Linked DNA regions of Homo sapiens: region 2 is linked to region 1. Evidence: read pairs that join two places in POLR2A ChIA-PET (ENCODE). Cell type or tissue: PC-9. All regions are shown on one strand. Region 1 overlaps LGALS7 (galectin 7). Region 2 overlaps ACTN4 (actinin alpha 4).

Region 1 (8,000 bases):
CTGGCCAACATGATGAAACCCCATCTCTACTAAAAATACAAAAATTAGCCAGGCATGGTGGCAGGTGCCTGTAATCCCAGCTACTTGGGAGGCTGAGGCAGGAGAATCACTTGAACCTGGGAGGAGGGGGTTGCAGTGAACTGAGATTGTGCCACTGCACGCCAGCCTGAGCGACAGAGACTCTGTCTCAAAAAATAAAATAAACTAAAAATAAAGAAAATGAAAAGGCTAGCCGGGCACGGTGGCTCACACCTGTAATCCCAGCACTTTGGGAGGCCAAGGTGGGTGGATCACCTGAGGTCAGGAGTTTGAGATCAGCCTGGCCAATGTGGTGACAACCCGTCTCTACTAAAAATACAAAAATTGGCTAGCGTGGTGGCGGGCGCCTGTAATCCCAGCTACTCTGGAGGCTGAGGCAGGAGAATTGCTTGAACCTGGGAGGTGGAGGTTGCAGTGAGCCGAGATCCTGCCATTGTACTGCAGCGTGGGCAACAAGAGCAAAACTCCGTCTCAAAAAAAAAAAAAAAAAGAAAAAAAGAAAAGAAAATGAAAAGGCTAACCACAGAAGGAGAGAAAATATTCATATTACATATATTTGACAAAGGAAATATCCAGAAAATATGAAAAGCTCTTGCAACTCAATAAGAAGAAAATAAACAATCCAATTGAAAATGAGCAAAAGATTTGAACAGGCGATTCACAAGAGAGGATATCGAATGGCCACAGGCATGTCAAATAATGGTCAAGAACATTAAAGGAAAATGCAAATGGAAACAGCAATGAAATATCAATAAACATCCACTAGAATGGATAAAATTAAAACAAACAAAAAAACCCCAAAACCTGACAATACCAAGTATTGATAAGGATAAAGCTTAGCTGAAATGTTCATATACTGAAGGTTGGGAGTATAGAGTGGTTCAATCATACTGAAAAATAGTTTGGCCATTTCTTTCTTTTTTTCCTGAGCAGATCACAAACTTGAAGTGTTTTTTGTTGTTGTTCATTTTGTTTTTTGTTTTGTTTTGTTTTGGAGACGGAGTTTTGCTCTGTCGCCCAGGCTGGAGTGCAATGGCATGATCTCGGTTCACTGCAACCTCCGCCTCCCGGGTTCAGGCGATTCTCCTGCCTCAGCCTCCCGAGGAGCTGGGAATACAGGCACCTGCCACCACACCTGGCTAATTTTTGTATTTTTAGTAGAGACGAGGTTTCATCATGTTAGTCAGGCTGGTCTCAAACTCCTGACCTCAGATTATCCACCTGCCTCAGTCTCCCAAAGTGCTGGGATTACAGGCATGAGCCGCCACGCCCGACCTGAAATTTCTTATAAAGGTAAGCATATTGGGCAGGGCACAGGGGCTCATGCCTGTAACCACACCATTTTGGGAGGCTGAGGCAGGAGGATTGCTTGAGCCCAGGAGTTTGAGACCAGCCTGGAGAATACAGTGAGACCTTGCCTCTAAAAAAAATTTAAAAATTAGGCTGGGCGTGGTGGCTCATGCCTGTAATCCCAGCACTTTGGGAGGCCGAAGCAGGTGGATAACCTGAGGTCAGCAATTCAAGACCAGCCTGGCCAATATGATGAAACCCTGCCTCTACTAAAAATACAAACAATTAGTCGGGCATGGTGGCACACGTCTGTAATCCCAGCTACTCGGGAAGCTGAGGCACAAGAATCGCTTGAACTCAGGAAGTGGAGGTTGCAGTGAACAGAGATCGCGTCATTGCACTCCAGCCTGGGTGACAGAGTGGAACTCCATCTCAAAAATAAATAAATAAATAAATAAATAAATAAATAAATAAATAAAATCAAATAAAAATTATCTATGCATAGTGGCATACACCCATAGTCCCAGCTGCTCTAGAGGCTGAGGCAGGAGGATTGCTTGAGCCAAGGTGGAGGCTGCAGTGAGCTATGGTGGTGCCACTGCACTCCAGCCTCAGTGACAGAGGGAGACCCTGGCTCAAATAATAATAATAATAAATAAATAAACTTAAACATACACTTATATGACACAGCAACTCAACTCCTGGGTATTTACCCAAAAGAAATCAAAACATCAGCCCACAAAAAGACTTTTCATACAATCTTTATTCATAAACATCCACACTGGAAACAACTCACGTGTACATCAACAGGTGAACAGATCAGCAAACTCAGGTTCACACAATGGATTACAACCCAAAGAAATGAACTGCATGAAGAAAACACACGAATGAACTTAAACATTATGTGCGCTAAGCAGAAGTAGCCAGACTTTTACAAAAAGAGTACTATACTTTTCTACCCAGATTTATTTATTTATTTATTTATTTAGAGAAGGAGTTTCGCTCTTGTCCCCCAGGCTGGAGTGCAGTGACGTGATCTCGACTCACTGCAACCTCCACCTCCCAGGTTCAAGCGATTCTCCTGCCTCAGCCTCCCGAGTAGCTGGGACTAGAGGCATGCGACACCATGCCCAAATAATTTTTCTATTTTCAGTAGAGACAGGTTTCACCATGTTGGCCAGGCTGGTCTTGAACTCCTGACCTCAGGTGATCCACCCACCTCAGCCTCCCAAAGTACTGGAATTATAGGAGAGGGCCACCGCGCCCAGCCTCCACCAAGTTTTAGAGCAGGAAAAACTAATTTAAGAAGCTTGAGAGTGGATCAGTGGTCACCACCCAGGTGCCAGGGGTGTGGCTGGGAGGGGTGATGGAAATCTCATAAGTAGACTCTACCTTGATCATGGTGGCCACACAATGGGATGTGTTTGTCTAAATTCACGGAAATGTACACTTTTTAAAATTTTTTTTATTTACTTATTTATTTTTTTGAGATGGTGTCTTGCTCTGTTGCCCAGGCTGGAGTGCAGTGGCACCATCTCGGGTCGCTGCAACCTCTGCCTCCCAGGTTCAAGCGATCCTCCTGCCTCAGCCCCCATAGTAGCTGGGATTACAGGCATGCGCCACCACGCCCAGCTAATTTTTGTATTTTTAGTAGAGATGGGGTTTCACCATGTTGGCCAGGCTGGTCTCGAACTCCTGACCTCAGGTGATCCACCTGCTTCGGCATTCCAAAGTGCTGGGATTACAGGCGTGAGCCACCCCACCCAGCCAAAACTGTACACTTTAAAAGGAAGAATTTTACTGTGTATAAATGACATCTCAATGAAGTTGATATTAAAAACACCAAGGCTAGGTGAGGTGGCTCACGCTTCTGTTCCTAGCACTTTGGGAGGCTGAGGCAGCAGGATTGCTTGAGTCCAGGAGTTCCTACTGTGTCTAGCCACTGTGCCAACCCTTCCTTGAGTTCCCAATTGGGAAACTTCCCAATGAGGAATTTGATGCCTACAGAGGTTGAGTGACCCTGTCCTTAAAAAAAAATTTTTTTTTTTAATTAGCCAGGAACGGTGGTGCGTGCCTGTAGTCCCAGGTACTCTGGAGGCTGAGTCAGGAGGATCGCTTGAGCCTTGGAGGTCGAGGCTTCAGTGAGCTGGGATCATGCCCCTATGCTCCAGCCTGGGTGAGACAGAGCAAGACGTTGTCTTTGAAAATATATAAAAAGTGGCTGGGTGCAGTGGCTCACATCTGTAATCCCTGCACTTTGGGAGGCTGAGGTGGGTGGATCACCTGAGGTCAGGAGTTCGAGACCAGCCTGACCAACATGGTGAAACCCCATTTCTACTAAAAATACAAAAATTAGCTGGGCATGGTGGCACACACCTGTAATCCCAACTACTCGGGAGGCTGAGACAGGAGAATCGCTTGAACCCAGGAAGTGGAGGTTGCAGTGAGCCAAGATTGCGCCACTGCATTCCAGCCTGGGCAATAGAGCGAGACTCTGTCTCAAAAAAAAAAAAAAAAACAAAAACGGATATATATATATGTATATACATATATACACACACATATACACATATACATATACACAAACACACACACACACGCACACACACACACACACATATGTATAAAGTAATAAATGAAAGCAAACAAAATGTAATTTCCAGAGGCTAAGACCCCAAGGAGAGGAATCGCATTCACTTGGGTCCACCATCTACTTGATGTGTGATCTTAAACCAATTCACTCAACCTTCGTGGGCACCAAATTCCTCATTAGGAAACTATGCATAGAGGATCTCCTTCAGAAGGTTGTTTCGGGGATTGAAGGAATGGTTAGCGCAGCGGCTACACATAGTAGGAACTCAGGGAATGCTGCTGGGACTCACGTTCCTAAGCCATGAAAACCGTCCAGTGGGTGGAGGGTGCTACCATTTATGCATGGAGGGGAAGAAACTACCCGTGCATATGTGCAGAGGTCCACAGGGGATTTTCTGAAAGATACACATGAAATGAAGACCAGGGAAACAGCAGTATTCTCCCAGTAAAGAGGATAGATGTATGTGTACATATATGTGCATATACATATATACACGTATATTTATAAATGACAAACACACAAAAATAACAGTATAAATCTCCATTTGTTATATATTTAAATTTTTTGTAGCGATCGGGCTGTTGCTATATTATCAAGGCTGGTCTCATACACCTGGCCTCAAGCGATGCTCCGACATCAGCCTTCCAAAGTGCTGGGATTACAGGCCTGAGGCATCGCGCCCAGCTCCAAATCTCCATTCTCGGTGAACCATTTGAGAAAAAATCGCAAACATGTTGCATCTCCAAATACCTAACTATGTTTTCCACAAACAGGGACAGGTTCCCACGTGCACACTGTAAGGCACGGTGAAAATCGGGACATTAACACGGCTGAATCGCTACCATCTAATCCGAAGGCCCAACCACATTCACCACTTGTGCCAATAATATGTTCATTTCACTGTATGTTTTGAAATGTGTACCACATGTATATGTTATCTTTACGAAAAAAAAAATAGTATGTTGAAACCACTCGTCACAGCCAAATGAAATAAGAGCTAACTCATTCAAGCAGGAGCCCCGGAGGACTAAAAGAATCCGGCCTCTCCCAGGCCTCCTCACCTGAGCAGGGCTCCCTCCTGACTACCGCCCACCCACTCCAGGGCAGGACGCGGGAAGAGACTGCCCAGCCCGAGGGTCGCAGGGGCAGAAAACCCCAGGTCCTGAACGCGCCTGGGCCCCGCGGCGAACCTGGCGTCCCCACCAGACACCAGAATCAGATTCAGGCCAGGCCAGGAACCACCCCAGCTTCCTGCATCCGCCTTGGTCCAGGCAGCAATGACGGCGGCGGCCGCCAGGGGGACGGAAGCTCAAGGGCGGGGATCCAGGCCCAAGCCTGGGCGCGCCCACCAAGGCGTGGATCCGGACGAAGGTTCCGGAACAGCCGGTCCCGAGCACCCACGTGCAGCTTCCGATCACAGCCCTGGCGTGGCTTCTCTGTCCCCGGCTAAGGCCCGCGGTCGCTGCAGGGTGCCTCGCCGAGGGTGCGGGCTCGGGGCTCACAGTGCTCCCAGCCTCTCCCACCCCAACCCCGCCATTAAGGGGAGCCCCAGCGACGCCCTGAACCCTGAAAGTCACACTGGGGCCGGGGCTGCACTTGGCGTCCGCTTCCCCTCCCGTCACAGTGACCAGGGCTAGGGCCGCGGTCGGGGCCGTCGGGGAGAGCGGAGGGCGCGTGGGAATGGGGCTCGCTGCGCCACGGAAATCCCGCGCCGCCCTTCGAGTCCTCCCAGCTGCTCCGCAGAGCCGGGGCCGCTGCCATCGCGTCTGCCCCGAGGGTGCGCAGGCGGGTACCTGTCCCGACTCGGGGAACAGCGGGAGCCCGGAGACGCCCGTCGGGCTTCCCAGCCCCACCTGGGACGTCTCTAGGGGCGGGAGGCCAGGAGAGAAGAGGGTGGGAGAGATGAGCTGCAGGGGGATACGGGACCCAGGGACCCGGGATCTTATAACACGCTTTCCACCCGTAGGATTGGGGCCCACAAATGACCAGAAAGGTGGGACTCATTCGCCCCCTTTGCAGATGGACCCATGTTGGCGCCCCTTAGATCTGCAGTGGGGGCACCAGGACCTGCGGTGAGCGCCTCTGCGCCCCAAACGCCAGCAGGTCCGCCCGACCGCATTCCCAGCTGGCTTGCTTTGCACAAATGCTGCGTCAGGGCACGCCCCACACCCACTCCTTCCCAGATCGCGACCCTCACGCCTTCGCAGACAGAAAGTGTCCTAAGCACAGGCAGGCTCAGAGCCCGCCTCCGCCTCGGATTCGCTGTGTGGCCCGGAGCCAGTATCTTGGCCTCTCTGGGTCTCAGTTTGCTCATCTCAGTGAATGGGACACAGACACAGTCGCGCTGCGGGCTAACGCTTTATTTGCCAGCCAAGGCCCCGGGCCCGCCTGGGCTTCTGCTCAGAAGATCCTCACGGAGTCCAGCTGCACGTCCCCGCCCACCTCCACCAGGCGCACGCGCGCCAGCGGCAGGCGGTGGCGGAAGTGGTGGTACTGGGCGTCCCCAACCACGGCCTGCAGGGGAGGGTCGGTGGTGAGGATTCCGGAGGCCCGTGCTGGGTGGCCCTGGGGAAATCACTCATCCCCTCTGGGCCTCAGTTTCCTCACTGGGAAAATGGGGCTATTGTTCATTCTAACTCTTGCGTGAGGATCAAACGAGTTGACTGTGTGGCACAGTAAAAAGAGGCTTTTTTAGTGCTGGTAATGGATATTCTCATTTCAGCGACCATTACCCGCTATTAAAGCGCAGAGGAGGGAGGTGAATTCGCGTAAGCTGTGGGTGGTGGAGGATCTGCCGCCACTCCCACCCGCCAATCCTTGCTAGGACGAGTTCCTGGGCGCTGTTTCCAACCCATCCCTCCCCATGCCTCAAACCCCGGACCTCAGGAAGGAATGAACTGGGAGTAGGGTCTGGGATGGCGAGTCTGGGCCACGCCTTCCCGCTAGGACGCCCACCCCTTGGACACTTGGCTGGTGCTCGCCTCGTCCTGACCCTGCTGTCTCTCTGTCCCTCGGACCCAAGTGGGAGTTGTTTAGGCGAGAGAGAGGGTCGAAGGACACCCTTCTCCGCCTTGGCCACGACTTCCCTACCCCCCTCACCCCGCCCCGAACCTCCCTGCCTTCCACCAATAGCCTGGCTTTGCCCAACCCTCTGCTCCAGGGACCTAAGTCTTGGCGTCCACGCCCCTGTCGCAGAGACGCACCTTGAAGCCGTCGTCTGACGCGATGATGAGCACCTCGAAGGGCTGCCCGCGCTGGAAAGGAACGCCCGGCCCGCGCTCCTCGCGGCCCCAGGAGCCTTGCTCCTTGCTGTTGAAGACCACCTCCGACGTGTCCAGCCGGGGGTTGAAATGCAGCGCGGCATCGGAGCCCTGCTCCTCCCCGCACAGCAGGTTTACATGGAACCTGGAAGAGGAGGATGGTGGCCGTCAGGGCTCAGAAACCACCCAGACCAAGAAATGTTGAGGGTGAGGAATACCGATGTCTACAATTTACTTTGAATGAATAAGTAAATGAAATGTTGGCTGGGTGCAGTGGCTCACCCTGTAATCCCAGCACTCTGGGAGGTGGAGAAGGGAGGATCGCTTGGGCCCGGAAGTTAAAGACCAGCCTGGGCAACATAGCGAGACCCCACCTTACAAAAAAACGAAAGAACAAACAAAACATAAACCGCCCAGACCAAAGTGAAGGTCTTATGGACTGGCACTCCCCATTCCCAGAGTACCCCCAAATTAACAGGGACCTGAAGACAGGCACACACCGCAGAAGGAGAGGTAGGCGACTAATGACCAGGGAGCTTAGATTCCCAAGGCAGCCAAAATATCATGAGGCCCTTGGCAGAAACCTACCCAGACCAAACTCACTACGCTTAGGGCAGGGTGCCCTCATTTCCAAAGAGCCTGGGAGCTGCCCAGGAGGTCTGGGTGATAGCCAGGGTGCTCCTGATGCTCAGGGAACCCTCAGCTTCTACAGGACAAAGAATAATACCAGGAACCCCAGTATTTCCAGGGTACCTCAGAATCCAGAAGGCCCGAAGTTCCTTAGCCAGGAAGTCAAAGGATGGCTTGGCAAGGACTCC
Region 2 (8,000 bases), 110 kb before region 1:
GGGAGGTCGAGGTAGGTGGATCACGTGAGGTCAGGACTTCAAGACCAGCCTGGCGAACATGGTGAAACCCCATCTCTACTAAAATGCAAAAAATTAGCCGGGCACGGTGGTGCACCCCTGTAATCCCAGCTACTGGGGAGGCTGAGGCAGGATAATCACTCAAACCTGGAAGGTGGAGGTTGCAGTCAGCTGAGATCACGCCACTGCACTCCAGCCTGGACGACAGAGTAAGGCTCCGTCTCAAAAAAAAAAAAAAAAGAAAAAGAAAAGGAGTTAAATCTTTGCATATATTTAACTGGCAAGAGCATCCTTACATCAGTGCATGGGAAGTTTTATCCAAGTAGCAGTTTCCCTGGGATTATAAAAATCCCCGAGGCATTTGTCTTGGTGTTGTGCCTTTTTTTGGTTGTGTTTTTTCACGTCCCTCCCCTCCCCTTTCTCCATAAACAAGAGAGGCATTAACTTGGAATGTCCGTGGAAAGTCTTAGAAGCTGATTGGTGTAATTTGCCTGCCTTCCCTTTAGTTTGAACAGCGTTTACTCTGGAAGAGGTCAGTGGCCTTTTTCTTGGTTGTGATTTATGCAAGTGTTATCTGAAGGCGAGTGGAGTGAGTTTACGTGGGATTTGCTGTTTGCCACCTGTTGTTGTGCTGGCTCCTTCCTTCCTGGGATGAGTTCCATTCTCTCCCCCTCCCCCAGGAGTGAGGCTCCCCAGCCAGAGCAGTCCCCCTGTGCTTATCCCCTTCCTTCGTAAACTGCAGCCATTTGTGATTTTCCATAACCACTTTTATAGACACATAATAATTTCCTTTGAATCAGTTTGCATTTTAAATTAAGTTTTGAAAGGAAAACTGACAAGAGTATGGCAACTGGAAAACCCAGCTCCCCTGGCCATAAATATAATAGAAGGAAACTGCAAAAATAAACACATTGAAAACAAAACAGTGTTGTTTCCAGGTGGTTACCACTCGGGCTGAAGGCCCCCCAGGCTTGAGGCCTGCTCCCTTTGTTAGAAAGGGATTGGCAAGTGTTGGTGAGGTGTTAAAGACCCACCAGCACCAAGCAGAGACTTTCTCTTTGAAGTCATCAGGTTTACAAGAGAATCAAAGGAAATAACTTTCTCAATGTGATTCAGGGTGTAATGTAAGGTGTAGATAACCCTTAAAATTTTCCATGTGTGTATGTCACACTTGGGAAAAAAACTTGATCTCATCTGGTCGAGGTGGGCAGGGCAGCACCTTGTCCAGGAGCACACAGCCCCTCTTGGCTCTGTGTGTCATCCGGCCATACTAGACTCGAACATATGGCTCATGACTGGATGATGCTTGATTCATCTTCAGTTTCAAGTGTTAGTGCTTTTGAGGTTTTGTAAGAAACCAGGACACATTGAAAATACAGTCATTTCTCAGTATCTGTGGGGGATTGGTTCCAGGAACCCCCTTATATACCAAAATCCACAGATGCTCAAGTTCCTTATGTAAGATAAAACGATGTGTAATTTGCATTTTAACTATGCACATCCTCCTGAATACTTTAAATCATCTCTAGATTACTTATAACCTAATGCTAAATGCTACGTAAATGGTTGTTACACTGTGCTGTTTAGGAAATAATGACAAAAATATGTACATGTTCAGTGCAGATGCAACCATTCATTTTTTTTCTTCCAGTATTTTCGATCCATTGTTGGTTGAATTCACAGATAGAGAACCCATGGATACAGAGGGCTAGCTGTAAGAAATGTGGGTTTATCATTTGTTCCTCACACAACTTTTTTCTTTCTTCGTTTTTCTTGCCTTTGTTCCTTTTTTTTGAGACAGGGTGTCACTCTTTTTACCAAGGCTGGAGTGCAGTGGAACAATCTTGGCTCACTGAAGCTTTGACCTCGGGCTCAAGCCATCCCCCCACCTCAGCTTCCCAAGTAGCTGGGACTAGAGGTGCACACCACCACGCCTGACTGATTTTTGTGTTTTTGTAGAGATGGGGTTTTGCTGTGTTGCCCAGTCTGGTCTCAGCCTCCCAAAGTCTTGGGATTACAGGTGTGAGTCACCACGCCCAGCCAACTTTTTCTCTTAAGGCTCCAGTTTTCTTCTTAGAGTTGGGCCCCTCCCACGAAGAAAGCACACTGCCACCCCTTCATCGGATTTGAACCCTACATTTTGAAAGGAAAGCAGTGCCCTCCTGCTGAGTTAACAAGGCTTATTTAAATGTTTTTCTTCCAAATATCAGAGCAGAACAGATTCTTTGTCTTCCAGTGGAACTATCCACATGGGGCAGAAGTAGTTGGAAGCGGCAGTTACTACCCTGCAGAACACAATGAAGTCATCTTGGGAAATATCGTGGATGGTGTTGCAATGATTGAATGGGATGCTAGAACACCAGCAATACAATAGCATTTGTGTCTTCAGCTTCAGGCAGGAATAAAGAAGACTTTGTGGTTTGTTTTATGTTTTTTAAAGTTTCCCCCCCAAAGGTGTGGGGCTGAGTGATGTCTGTCACTAGCTTTCTAGTGGGTTTTTCTTTTCATCTTTTCCCCTCCCTGATGTCTTTTGAGAGTGGGTGGAAGCCACAGTCTAGGTGGATCAGAGGAAGCACAGAAGGCAGGCAGTATACCCCACTTTGTGTTTTCCATGTCTGAAGGGAACACATTTGGTTTTTGTTCTGTTTTGATTTTTTAGAGACAGGGTTTCACTGTCACCCAGGCTGGAGTGCAGTGGCCTAATCATAACTCACTGCAGCCTTGAACTCTTGGGCTCAAGGGATCTTTCAGCCTCAGCCTCCCTAGTAGCTGGGATTATGTGTGCACCACCATGGCCAGCTAATTTTAATTTTTTTTTTTTTTGAGATGGAGTCTCACTCTGTCACCCAGGCTGGAGTGCAGTAGCACGATCTCAGCTCACTGCAACCTCTGCCTCCCCGGTTCAAGTGATTCTCCTGCCTCAGCTTCCCAAGTAGCTGGGATTACAGGCGCGCGCCACGACGCCCAGCTAATTTTTGTATTTTTAGTAGAGACAGGGTTTCACCATGTTGGCCAGGCTGGTCTTGAGCTCCTGACCTTAAGCGATCCACCCACCTTGGCCCAACAAAGTGCTGGGGTTACAGGCATGAGCCACTGTGCCCGAACTAATTTTTAAATTTTTTGTAAAGACTGGGTCTCACTATGTTGCCCAGGCTTTTAATCTGCAAAAAGCCCAAGATAAAGAGTTTTAATATCTTACCTCCTGAGTAGTAATGACTGATTCCAGTTCTAATAATGTCTTAATTACAGCTATACAGATTGAGGGGACTGCAGGAAGTGAAATAGATGCATTTCTTTTTTCTTTCTTTCTTTTCCTTTTTTAAATACACACTTCGTTTCGGTGGTGAAGGCCAGTTTGAGGTTAGGAGAGGCATCTTGGAAGGAAGCTCGCAGGTGGTTCGGCATCTGGACATGCTGGGAAGTTGCCTGAGGGGGACGTCACAATAAGAGGACTGTGGGTCTACAGCCTGCCTTAGCAAAATGACAGGCCTTCTTTTACCAAGGCCAAGGGCAGTGGTGGAAGCTGACTTCAGTTGGTGTCATCAAGGCCTCAGTATGTGTAACGGTTAACAAATTACTATTCTATGATCAATCTCCATCTGGGTGTGAGTAAAAGGTATTTAGTTGCTATCACCATGGAAACCAAGTTGCTTACTTACTGTTTTGGGGAGTGCCCTCATACCAGAGGCAGTGCTAATGGTGGAGTGTTAGGCCCCGGGCAGAAAAAAAGATCCTGCCACTTGGTATCACAGGAAAATACCTACAGGCACAGCAGCCTTGCCAGGTAGGGGATGAAGGCCCTCTGTCCTCGGGGCAGGAGTTGGGCCAGTTGATTGTGTTGATGAGGAGTGTGCATTTGTGCATGAGAGAGGGAGAAGAAAAAGGAGAGCACTCCATGAAATCCGCTGCTGGCTTTGTAGCCTAGAAGAGTGCTTTTTTTCTCTAGGAGTTTGGAACTGGAATCTCAGCTATGTGACTTCTTAATAATAGGACAAAATATGCCTGTATCTTTTGCCTACTTCCACAAACACTGATAAATTAAAAAGAACTCTAAATTTCCCACAAATCCCAAGCACAAGTAACTTTTTTTTTAAATCCACATCCTCCCTAATCCAAATCTAACAGCAAATCCTTTTCTCTCTGTCACTCCCTGCTTTTCTTTAAGAAAATGAGTACCTTGCCTTAAACTATATATTGGATGAAAATATTAAACACTTTCACAAAGTGCTTCTTTGGCTGTTACTGGTATGCCTTGCATTTGGAAGGGTCAGAGATTTGAAGACTTCTGTGATCTTCCAGTTCTGGCCTATGAAATACAGTCAGTTTCAAAATTCAAAATGTCTGGAAGAGCCAACTTGCCAGGCCGGTTCAAGGGCAGTCAGATGAATCGACCCTTCTTACAGGCTGTCTACGAACCAGTCATGATTCAGATATTCAAGTCCTGGAAGGTATCCAGACGGTAAACATCACCAGGATTGTGAGGCAGTTACTTTTTTTTTTGGATCGTTTGAGCTACACTGCCAAGACTGTGGTAGGACTTGTCTGTGTAAAACAGAAAGGGCTGTCTCTAAATGTCTTTTTCAAGAATGTCGGCTATAATCACCCGACACTGTGTCTCATGGTGGGGTGAGATGAAATACCTAGACCGGTTAGGGGAGGGCCTTCTTGGCCATTTTTTGAACTAATTTTCCCTTTCCCTTTGTAACTTTTTTTTCTTCTTTTCTTTTCTTTTTTTTTTTTTGAGACGGAGTCTTACTCTGTCACCCAGGCTGGAGTGTAGTGGTGCAATCTCGGCTCATTGCAACCTCCGCATCCTGGGTTCAAGTGATTCTCCTGCCTTAGGCTCCCGAGTAGCTGGGACTACAGGCATGCATTCCACGCCCAGCTAGTTTTGGTATTTTTTAGGAGAGACGGAGTTTCACCATGTTGGCCAGGCTGGTCTTGAACCCTTGACCTCGTAATGCCCACCTAGGCCTCCCAAAGTGCTGGGATTACAGGTATGAGCCACCGCGCCCAGCCCCTTTGTAACTTTCATTAACACTGATGAGGCACAAGCCATAGGATAGAATTGAATCCATTGAGAGCTGTGAGCCAATTGAGGGATGATTGGTTAATAGATTGTGGCTTGAAGCTGTGGAAGGTAAGGGGTGACACTTGACTCCTATTAGCCTTGTAGAAACACCTCAGAGATTCACAGGAAGCAAACTTTGACCATAAAAATATAAGACTCACAGCGCACCGAGTTCTCTTAGCAGCTACCTTAGAGTTGAGAAAGTTTTGGGCCTCTTTAATAAACAAGCACAAAGCAGTTCTTGCCAAATACGGCCTGCTCTGGGGCCACAGGGTTAGCTTAGGAGACAACTTTCTTGCCTAAAAATAAATGCATGTTCCTATCAGACATTCCAAGCATAGTTTAAACATGAGACTTCTGAGCAGCAGCTCAAGCTCTGTGGGTTCAATTATGTCAGAGTATGGGCAGTGAGGGTCTTTGGGGAGTGTGCCCCCTTATTTGGGATTGGTTGTGGCTACCAAGGAAATCAGATGATCAAATGCAAAACTTCCTCCATCTTATTTCTATATGATCTTTTTTTTTTTTTTTTGAGTTGGAGTCTTGCTCTGTTGCCCAGGCTGGAGTGCAGTGGCAGGATCTCAGCTCACTGCAGCCTCTGTCTCCCAGATTCAAGCTATTATTCTCCTGCCTCAGCCTTCCAAATAGCTGGGACTACAGGCGTGGCCATCATGTCCGGCTAATTTTTGTATTTTTAGTAGAGACAGGGTTTTGCCATGTTGGCCAGGCTGGTCTCCAACTCCTGACCTCAGGTCATCCACCCGCTTTGGCCTCCCAGAGTGCTGGGATTACAGGCATGGGCCACCGCCCCCAGCCTTATTTCTACACGTTCTTGATCTATCACAGGCTGGTGGGGGAGACAGCATGCATATAGATAATGAACAAGGTAACTTCAGATAGGATTATGTGCAATAAATTAAATAACAGCTAGCATTTTACCTTGTGCTAGACACTATTCTAAGTGCTTCCCATGGACTGACTGGTTTTTGTTTTTTTTTCTTTCCTTTGAGACTGAGTTTCGCTCTTGTTGCCCAGGCTGGAGTGCAATGGCGTGTTCTTGGCTCACTGCAACCTCCGTCTCCTGGGTTCAAGCAATTCTCCTGCCTCAGCCTCCCGAGTAGCTGGGATTACAGGCACGTGCCACCATGCCTGGCTAATTTTTGTATTTTTAGTAGAGACGGGGTTTCTCCTTGTTGGTCAGGCTGGCCTTGAACTCCCAACCTCAGGTGACCCACCCGCCTCAGCCACCCCAAGTGCTGGGATTACAGGCGCGAGCCACCATGCCCGACCCATGGACTCACTTGTATAATCTTGTGAAGCAGGTGTTGTTACCCTTACATGCAGAAATGGATCCATGGGCCTTTAAGCCACTTGCCCCTGTGACAGTGCCAGGATTTGAATGTAGAAGTTGAGGCTTTCAAGTTTATGCTGTTATTTCTACACTACACTGAAGTCTAGTGATTGGGAATGGCTTTGCGAGCGGGTGGTGAGGGGAGGAGTGTGCAGTGCAGGTACTTCAGATGGAGAGGAAGGTCTCAAAGAGGTGGCATTTCAGCTGTTCCTTAACGGATGAGAAAGAGAGAACCAAGAGAGCACCAGAGGAACGCGCTTCCAACAGAGAAAACCAAGCAAGGGGGCCCCCGAGGAGCAGAAAGGCCCGAGTGGTCAGAGCGGAGCCCGTGGAAGAGATGGGCACAGCCAGATTGCTTAGAGCTGTGTTGTTAGAAGTGCTGATGAGTCTACATTCAACTTGCGCCTGCAAACTCAGTCCCTCTTAGATGCCAGTAGGTCAGGAACCTCATGCTTCCAGGACTCTGGCGCTCCTACCCTTTCCTCCCAGGCCTCCTGGACAGGCCAAACCAGAACTGACTTCTAAAGTGGGAACCCCAAGACGGCAGAACATGAATCAGCCAAACAAAAGCTGCAGTTATCTCTGTGATGATTTCGGCAGTCGGCACGTGTATTTGATTAAAGCGTTGGTAACTTTGAATCTGGAGTTTTATGGCACTGTGTACTACTCATAATGGCTTTGTAGTGTGGCTCTCTTAGGGAGCTTAACTTTTACAACATGAACAAGTTCCAGCCTCCTTTGGTCCCATCAAGAGGCCATTTCTACCTGGTGGGATGCCACTTGCTTTACAAAGCATCTTTTGTAAAATGTTGAGTCTCCTTCTTTGAAGTTGGAAGCCAGGAAGCCTGATTTTTTTTCCAATAAGTATTGTAGAAGATGGCAGCCTGATTTATTTTTATTTATTTATTTATTTTGAGACGGAGTCTCACTCTGTTGCCCAGGCTGGAGTGCAGTGGCACAATCTCGGCTCACTGCAAGCTCCACCTCCCAGGTTCACGCCATTCTCCTGCCTCAGCCTCCCGAGTAGCTGGGACTACAGGCGCCCGCCACCATGCCCGGCTAATTTTTTGTATTTTTTGTAGAGACGGGGTTTCACCGTGTTAACCAGGATGGTCTTGATCTCCTGACCTCGTTATCCGCCCGCCTCGGCTTCCCAAAGTGCTGGGATTACAGGCGTGAGCCACCGCGCCCGGCCTGGCAGCCTGATTTTTAAACTGGCTTTTCTCCTAGGTCCTTTCCTTCTCTATAAATCCCTCTTTCACTTAGTATTTCCTCCTTGTTTCCTTTGGTCAGTTGGAGTGAGGGTGGTTCTAGTTCAGAGAAAGAGACAGGCATACAGGCTGATTCAGTCTGAGGTGCTTAGCTTTCTGTACCTCACTGGAAACCAGTCCAGGAATATGACAGGTTTCAGTAGGTTTCATTGGACCCACAACTCCCCATTTGAAGGCAGAGCTTGTCAAACGAGTTATGTGGCTTTTACTCAAGGAGGGAGGAACAGCAACAGGGAGCTCTGGGCTATTGATAGACACTCCTGCCTCTGAACACACAGCACCCAGCAAGAAG

Evidence for each region. Peaks named below come from ENCODE experiments on the same cell type or tissue, not always from the same donor. Only the 100,000 strongest peaks of a DNase experiment are listed, where the experiment ranks them.
Region 2: POLR2A ChIA-PET joins it to region 1 with 10 read pairs; 9 of 35 experiments call an interaction of 5 or more read pairs at or near these places.

Annotation. Positions count from the first base shown.
Region 1 is chr19:38,764,704-38,772,703 of GRCh38, forward strand. It overlaps LGALS7 (galectin 7), which reads right to left. Exons shown (of 4, transcript NM_002307.4): 3 at 7,126-7,327; 4 at 6,265-6,436. The coding sequence ends at 6,323. Among named protein-coding and RNA genes, the nearest start is that of LGALS7, 4.8 kb to the right of the region's middle. RefSeq lists a silencer at 5,150-5,319. In PC-9, CTCF peaks have their summits at 5,222 (motif pointing right) and 5,424; no DNase peak of the experiment used is centred here.
Region 2 is chr19:38,654,320-38,662,319 of GRCh38, forward strand. All of the region lies in intron 1 of ACTN4 (actinin alpha 4), which reads left to right. Among named protein-coding and RNA genes, the nearest start is that of ACTN4, 11 kb to the left of the region's middle. RefSeq lists enhancers at 1-431, 432-1,300, 3,512-4,157, 5,939-6,629 and a silencer at 1,420-1,469. In PC-9, a CTCF peak has its summit at 4,072; DNase peaks (open chromatin) are centred at 3,662, 4,512, 5,282, 7,882 and 2 weaker places; H3K4me3 peaks cover 2,691 bases; H3K27ac peaks cover 8,000 bases.